2 separate regions of the Homo sapiens genome follow, and region 2 is linked to region 1. A link is a contact called in ENCODE Hi-C or POLR2A ChIA-PET data. All regions are on one chromosome and are shown on one strand. Each heading gives the region's core, a stretch centred on a gene start or an enhancer-like site at or near the end of the contact. The rest is flanking DNA. Distances are from core to core; before and after follow the strand shown.

What was found. Hi-C counts contacts between places; a loop is a spot of excess contacts on that map. ChIA-PET counts read pairs that join two places held with the same protein, here RNA polymerase II (POLR2A). Pooled maps may share reads with other maps.
Region 2: a pooled map shows a loop between it and region 1 (4-fold over the local background). The contact joins two enhancer-like sites. A Hi-C loop is called at or near these places in 3 of 37 single-sample maps with no recorded cell type and 5 of 50 pooled maps. POLR2A ChIA-PET finds 5 or more read pairs at or near these places in 2 of 52 experiments (WTC11 and naive thymus-derived CD4-positive, alpha-beta T cell).

Annotation. Positions count from the first base shown.
Region 1 is chr6:14,909,365-14,913,046 of GRCh38, forward strand. The region is part of intron 2 of LOC105374945 (a long non-coding RNA gene); the gene reads right to left. Among named protein-coding and RNA genes, the nearest start is that of JARID2-DT, 330 kb to the right of the region's middle. RefSeq lists enhancers at 1,259-1,318, 2,009-2,068. Within about 2 kb of position 1,452, at least 11 of the 41 ENCODE cell types and tissues checked have a DNase peak (open chromatin) inside an H3K27ac peak, as active enhancers do.
Region 2 is chr6:15,388,150-15,391,630 of GRCh38, forward strand. All of the region lies in intron 2 of JARID2 (jumonji and AT-rich interaction domain containing 2), which reads left to right. Among named protein-coding and RNA genes, the nearest start is that of JARID2-AS1, 140 kb to the left of the region's middle. RefSeq lists an enhancer at 2,074-2,433. Within about 2 kb of position 2,232, at least 5 of the 41 ENCODE cell types and tissues checked have a DNase peak (open chromatin) inside an H3K27ac peak, as active enhancers do.

The DNA of each region.
Region 1 (3,682 bases), core at 202-2,701:
AAGTGAGACCCCATCTCTACAAAAAAAAAAAAAATTTAAAAATTAGTTAGGCATCGTGCACACCTGTAGTCTGTTACTCAAGAGGCCGAGGTGAGAGGATCCTCTTGTAACTTGAGTTCAAGGCTACAGTGAGCTACAGTGAGCCACGTTCACACCACTGAATTCCAGTCTGGGCAACAATAACAACAACAACAAAATATAAATGGATGCTAAAAATAATGGATAATAGTTTGTTGAGAAACAGAATACTTGTATAGTCTGGAATTATCTCCCCACATTGTACTTATTAATTGCAAAGGGAAAAATAATAATTTTACAATATAGAAACCTGGTAGACGAATAAAGTGATCAAAATCTATCCTCTATAATGAGACAAACTGACATTATAAGTCTTCTATATAAAACACTGAGAAGTGCTTTAAATCTTTGATATAAAACATGACCCTGACCAGGCATAGTGGCTCACACCTGTAATCCCAGCACTTTGGAAGGCCGAGGTGGGTGGATCACCTGAGGTCAGGAGTTCGAGACCAGCCTGGCCAACACGATGAAACCCTGGCTCTACTAAAAATACAAAAATTAGCCAGGTGTGAGGGAAGGTGCCTGTAATCCCAGCTACTCAGGAGGCTGAGACAGGAGAATCACTTGAACCTGGGAGGCGGAGGTTGCAGTGAACAGAGATCATGCTGCTGCACTCCATCCTGGATGACAGAGCGAGACTCCATCTGTTCTGTAGATCTGAAATTAGTTCAAAATGTAGATGTTTAGGAAATAAATTAACTGAACCCTGATTCATGGATGTATTATGATTTTCTCATTGTATAGACCTGACACAAATTAGGTACATTCTATGGCACATCTCATTTAGGGAAATTAAAGGGAAAAAGGTACATTCGGGAAAAGGTGAGCACAGGGATGAAGACACCATCTCCATATCCCTCGGCTGCTTCATTAACAGCCTGTTATTTTACAGCGAGGCCAGTGACACCTTGTCTATGCTTGAGTTTTCTCCACAACACAAGCAAAGTATGATGAACAGTATGATGCGGTACTAGCTCCACAGTACCATGGGAACTAGCTAGAGATTTCTCACCTGCTCCTTCATGTAACCTTTTGGCTTTTTGTTCCTGTCCTCTATTTATGAAAGAAGTAAAATGATAAGAAAGCATGCACAGTTTGTGATAGTGGATTAGCAGGTCACAAGCAGGTCTGTCTACCCTCCTTCCAGGACATCCGAGTTTCACCTTTGAAATTACAATGGTGGATCTGTCCCCTCCCCGATCTAACATTTTAATGTCCTCCTTTAGGCTTTAGACATCAGTGTCCAGACGTCCTATGAGTGGAGTCTCCAGCACCCACAGAAGTGGCTCCCTGTTGTCCCTGTGGTTCCCCAAATGTCACTGCTCTTCCCCAGCAAGAATTTGGCCGTGGCTTGATCCGAAGCAGCTGTTGCATGGCGCAACAGTGCAGAACAGTTTGGGACAGGAAGTGAAAGAGACCACATCCTCTTGAAACTGCAGGGAAAGTTTATTAGGCCTCGTATCATGGCTTCACATTGTTAGGAAGTGGCAGTTGGACTCTCCTCTGCCTCAGGAGTTTGGATGAGGCATTGGTCACTGTGTTGTCTGCCTCTTGACTTTCATCTGGAGAAGAATGCCAATGCCTACCCCGGCGCTTGACCAGAAAACTCCTTAGACAGTCACTCTGAAGGCTCCTAGAAAGTGAAAATCGTGAAAACGTATTGAAGGCCTGCTATGCCTCTGTCTGAGCACTTAAAACACTTAGAATTTGAGAATCCTGGAGCCACTTAAAATTGGCCTTGGAGTCTGATATGGTTTGGCTCTGTGTCTCCACCCAAATCTCATGTCGAATTGTAATCCCCAGTGTTGGAGGAGGGGCCTGGTGGGAGGTGACTGGATCATGGGAGTGGATTTCCCCTTTGCTGTTCTTGTGAGAGTGAGAGTTCTCACAAGGTCCGGTTGTTTAAGGGTGTAGCATCTCCCCCTTGTCTCTCTTCCTCCTGCTCTGGCCGTAGAAGACGTGCCTGCTTCCCCTTCCCCTTCTGCCATGATTGAAAGTTTCCTGAGGTCTCCCCAGCCATGCTGCCTGTACAACCTCTGGAACCATGAGCCAATTAAACCTCTTTTCTTTATAAATTACCCAGTTTCAGGTATTTCTTTATAGCAGTGCAAGAACAGACTAATACAGAGCCCATTTCACCCAATCTGACAATCTAGTTGCAGACAAAACATACACACTAGCAAATATCCTTGCAGTTCCAGGCCATGAATTTAAGAAGTCAGATGTACGGTAGCAGTCGTTAAGTGCAGGAGGCACAGGAAAAGCTGTGATTATGGAAATCTTAGGACTGCCCTCCTATACCCAAAGAGAGGAAGGTGAGGAACCCTGTCCCCAAAACCTTAATTTCCAGAACAAGCCCTCCACCTGAGGAAACAGGAATTAACAGGCAACAAAGATAAAAGGGGAGATGGGTTCAGGGTCTTAGGGCTAGGGAAGGAGAGGAGCAGGTGGCAAGTTGAGAGGGAAGGTTTAATAACATGAGATTGCCTCGGTTCAACAAAGAAGCTCCTAATCTCGAAGCTGAGTCTCTTACACATGTGAGTTTTTAATCAGAGGCCCCAAAACAGTAATCAATCTGTAGTTTCCACCAACACAAATGAGACGCATGGGAAGGAAGGAAGTAGGAAAGAAGTATTGCTTTGTTTTTGGTTTGTTGGGGCTTTTTTCTTTTCTCCTCTGGTCCACCTAAATCGGTTTGTGTGCTTAGCCCATTGCCTGAGGTATTGTTTGCATTGTCTTTCTCCTCTAGCCTCCCCCAGCTACCATCCCCTTCATCTCACATCCAAAGCTCTGGATGTGGGTTCGATAGGAAGATGGCAAACACCAGCATGTACCCTAGATCAGACATAAGGAGTAGAGCCTGTCTGGCAAGCCACCAAGCTTGGCTCTCTTGGAGGTTCTGCAAAGGGAGATAAAATGTGCCTTTTGCAGTGAAATGTTTGTGGACTTTGTATCAAATTCATGGTGCAGACATCTCTGCGGGGCAGCCGGACACAAAGCAGAATCCCCGGTCCAGCTCACTGCCAAGCCCCACCTCCCACTGCGCAGCCCAGGACGGTGCAGCCCTGGCCTTCGGTGCTCACCAGAGCGGAAGAGAGCTGCTACGGGGTCTGGACATGGGGGCTGTTACCTCCCCACACACAGTGGTCAGGCAGGTGGTATGTAACAGAGGTCCGCAGGCATGGCCTGCCACCATTGCCTGCAGGCTTTCCACTTTACGTTAGCCCACATGCTAGTGATCAGCCAGTCCATGCAGTTTGGGGTCCTCTGGTTTTCAGCCTGCATTGACTTATAATCTTCCTCATTTCTGAAGCTGAGTTAACAGACTCCCTCTGGAATGCCCACAGGTTCCTGCAACCACACAGTCTAGGGGTAAACCCTTCCCAAGACCAAGTCTGTAGGAAGCTCTAAGGTTAGAAATGGGTCACTGAGAGACAATATCAATTTCAATTACAGCTCTAGGCTCCTTGAGACCTTGTGACAAGCCACTTAAGGCAAGACTGAGTTTGACTCTGAGGCACCTCTAGTAGTGAAGCTCCTTTGCCTCAAAGAGCAGCATAACATCATGCTTCCCAGTCATCTGTCCCTGGCTTCTCTGTCC
Region 2 (3,481 bases), core at 982-3,481, 480 kb after region 1:
ACTATCAGATTTATTGTAATGGACTAGGGTAGTTTTGCTGTGCTTGTGAATGTCTTAGATCTGATTTCCCTCAAATTTAGAGGGCCCTTTACTTAGCTTTTGGAAATAACCTGTTATTACTTGAGCCACTTTAAATGTTTAGAGTCCTGTATGGTATATCTTTAAAAGCCAGAAGAGTGATTACTAGATATGCTTCTGGGAAATTACCCTACAGTTCATAAATCCCTTAATTTACAATTTGATTTTTAAGCTCACCTGCTGCCAAATCTCATCTATCCTTTTAGCTTCCTCTATAGGCTTTAAAATGTTTCTGTAGAGTCCCAGATTTAGCTTCTTCATAATTTCTTTCCCAAGGATGATAAAAACAGTACAAGTCTATCGTTCAAGGAGGTGTGGGGATGAGGAGAGAAACATGAGCTATTTTATAATATATTATAAAATATATATATATAATTTTTCTACAACAAACTATAATATAAAATATATAAATATTTTATAATATTTTATATTCGCCAGTGACATCCCATTCTTGATTATAAACCGGCAAGGCCAAACCTGTACCCTGCCATTGACATCCAAGGAGAGCTGTCTCTTGTGTTTCATGGTAACTTATGCCCCGCATGCTTTCAGACCCCGTAGCTTCTCTCCCTGACCTGTTACTAGTGTTCTTGCTTCATTTATGCTTTGGAGCTAATGGCTGGTTCAGCTCTTTCTGTGTATACACAGAAAGGTTGTCTTCCTGTGTGATCTGCCCTGCCCTTGTCATCTGGGTAATCCTTAACTGAGTCCCTGTTTTCTTTCTGCAGTTAGGTGGGTGCCTGTTCATGCTTGGTACTGCCATCTTGGTGACGGGGAAGGCCACGTGTGGAGGCTCCCAGGCTAGCTTCTGGTGGTCTCTGAAGTGGTAGTCTGCTTTTAGCTTTCCATGGCTCTCAAAGTTATGCTGCCATGTGTTACATGAAGGCAGTCCAAGGTCTCCATTTTGCAATCATTTAACTGTCTTTTATATTTAATCAATTTATTTAACTGTTTGTTTTTATTTTTTCTGTTGCCCAGGCTGTAGTGCAGTGACACGATCTCAGCTCACTGCAGCTTGCGTGCACCGCCCCCAGCAACCCTCCCACCTCAGCCGCCTGAGTGGATGGGACTATAGGCACGTGTCACCGCCTGGATGATTTTTAAATGTTTTGGTAGAGATGGGGTGTCACTGTATTGCCCAGGCTGGAACACTGTTATTTTTGATAGTCTGCTTCCATCCCATGTGATTGGGGTTTTCACCAAGGGACCCATGCTTTTGAATGCTTATTTGAAAAATAGCATCTTGCCTCCTTTGAGAGTGAATTTAGAAGAATGCATCTAGAGTGATCTGTTCCCTAGGGGCTCCCCCAGCAGTGTACCCTCCATGAGATGACTTTGTTCCTAGTGTCATTTGAAAGGGCCTTCCAGTTTGCTCAGTTGGAAAGTGTTACAGAGTTTTAAAGGGTGAGCTGGAAGGCTCTCAGCTGGCACTTTCTGAATCCCTCTGAGGAAAATGTTGGCAAACTCTTCACTCTGCCTGAACTCTTTTTATAAATGGAGAAGCCAGGAGTTGGGAAACTACCACACAAAGTGAGGTCGAACCCTCTGTGGAAACGTGTCATTATCCTAGCTAAGACAGTGGACTATTTTATGGTAATATGATGGTATGGACCCCCTCCCACCCTTTGATGTTTTGATGTTTCAGAGAGCCCTTCAGTTCATCTTCCTGCTACCAAAAATAGAAGTGTGTAGTGCAGCAATTTACAGTGTATTTCTATTTTTAACTGGAGAGACTTTTTTCCTAGAGATGCACATGGCTTTTAGTTTCCTTCTTTGACAACTTAAATGAGGAGGGCGGTGCTTGAGTGCTTTATTCAACAGGTGTCCCACCTTCTAAGGAAAGTCCACTTTTTTCACCCCCTGCCTCCTGCCCTTCCCTGTTTCAGAGAACAAGTTTCCACAGTAAGGAGGAGGAACTTGCCTTTGATTTATTCTCATATTTGTTGTCATCTGTCCACTTGCATTTCAGTCTGATGAGAAACCCAATGTGAGTGCGCCATGGAGCTCGAGAGGTTTCCATGCTCCTGAGCTGTCTGACTGCAGAGCCTATAGCCACTTCTGCCTAGTCCCCAGAGAAGCCTAGATATGGAGAAGAACCCAACAGTGCTTGTTGGTGTGGGGTTCTCTATCCGTTCATCGCCGCACTGCCGCACACTCAGGTCAAGCAGGGACGTCCTTCTTAGCTCTGTCCACGTTGTGCAGCCCATGCTTGGTGCTTCTAGCCTTCTGGGGTCTCCCTTTATGGACGAATTCCAAGGGAATAGGTTAAGATTGCCATCAAGTGGCTGTTCTTGGTAGTGGATGTTGACATCCCTGCTGGCCGATTTCTTAGCCCCTCTGTGAGAAACTCTGTGCAAGGGATTGCCTGTCCTTTTGTGGGGGTAGGCAGTTGTTGACAGAGCTCAGGTCATCTCTGGGAACGCAAGCTGGGCCTTCTCATGTGTGCTCTGTAAAACTGAAGGAAGACTGGGTTGTCCTTGGATCCATGAATACAGACCATCAGAGATTTCCTGGAGAGAATGGCTGGGCATCTACCCTCCTGCCAGCTCAGGTCCAGTAGGCCGCAGTCCTCCAGCTCTGCTAGTGGAAATTGTTGAAGGATCACACTGTCATCCCTGTAAGTATGTCCCAGGGTCCCACCAAGGGTTCAGAAAACCGACAAACTTGATACCACCATCTGTTTGGTTTGTTGTTTTCCGTCTCAGAAAATGGGATACTAATTTTTTTTCCTCAGAGGTGGTATTCTTACGATGAATGCAGTTGATTTATTTCAGGTTCTTAGTGCCTGGAAGAATGTAAACATTTAAAAGGGCGATCATTATTGAGGTTGTAGATATACAGTACCCCGTGACTTCCTATTTGTGCTGTAGCTTTGTCATGAAGCAGGACACCTAAGGGACGGTTTTCAAGTTGGTTTGCCCCCTTCTAGGTTCTGAATGCCAATGTCTTGTAATCAGGCCTCACCCTAGGGCTTGGCGAGCTGAGACTGCTGCGGCCCTGACAAGCATGGAAGGAAGGATTGCCTCTCTAGTTTTCCCCAGCAAGGCATCCTCAGTGGTGTTGGTGAAAGCTGCCCTGTAGGCGTAGTCGGTGTTAGGTTTGTATAGGAGGGGTACCCCACAGACTATTGGGTTCTGAAGTCTCTGAGGAGCCCTAGCAGAGAGTTTCAGAGCCAGCATGTGGCATGTAATGGAGGCTAGATCTGTGCCAGCTGGGTCAGTGGGGAGGCCTGAGACAGACAGAGGGGAGAAAGTGACTGTGGGAGAGCATCCGATGGGAACAAGCTCTAAGTTAGGGTCAACAAAAGAAAATTCTTAAGGCCTATCTATTTTAGGCAGCTTTTTAGAAATGATAAAGGCTGTGTTATGCAACCATTCACTTTGCAATCTGTCAAATCATATTA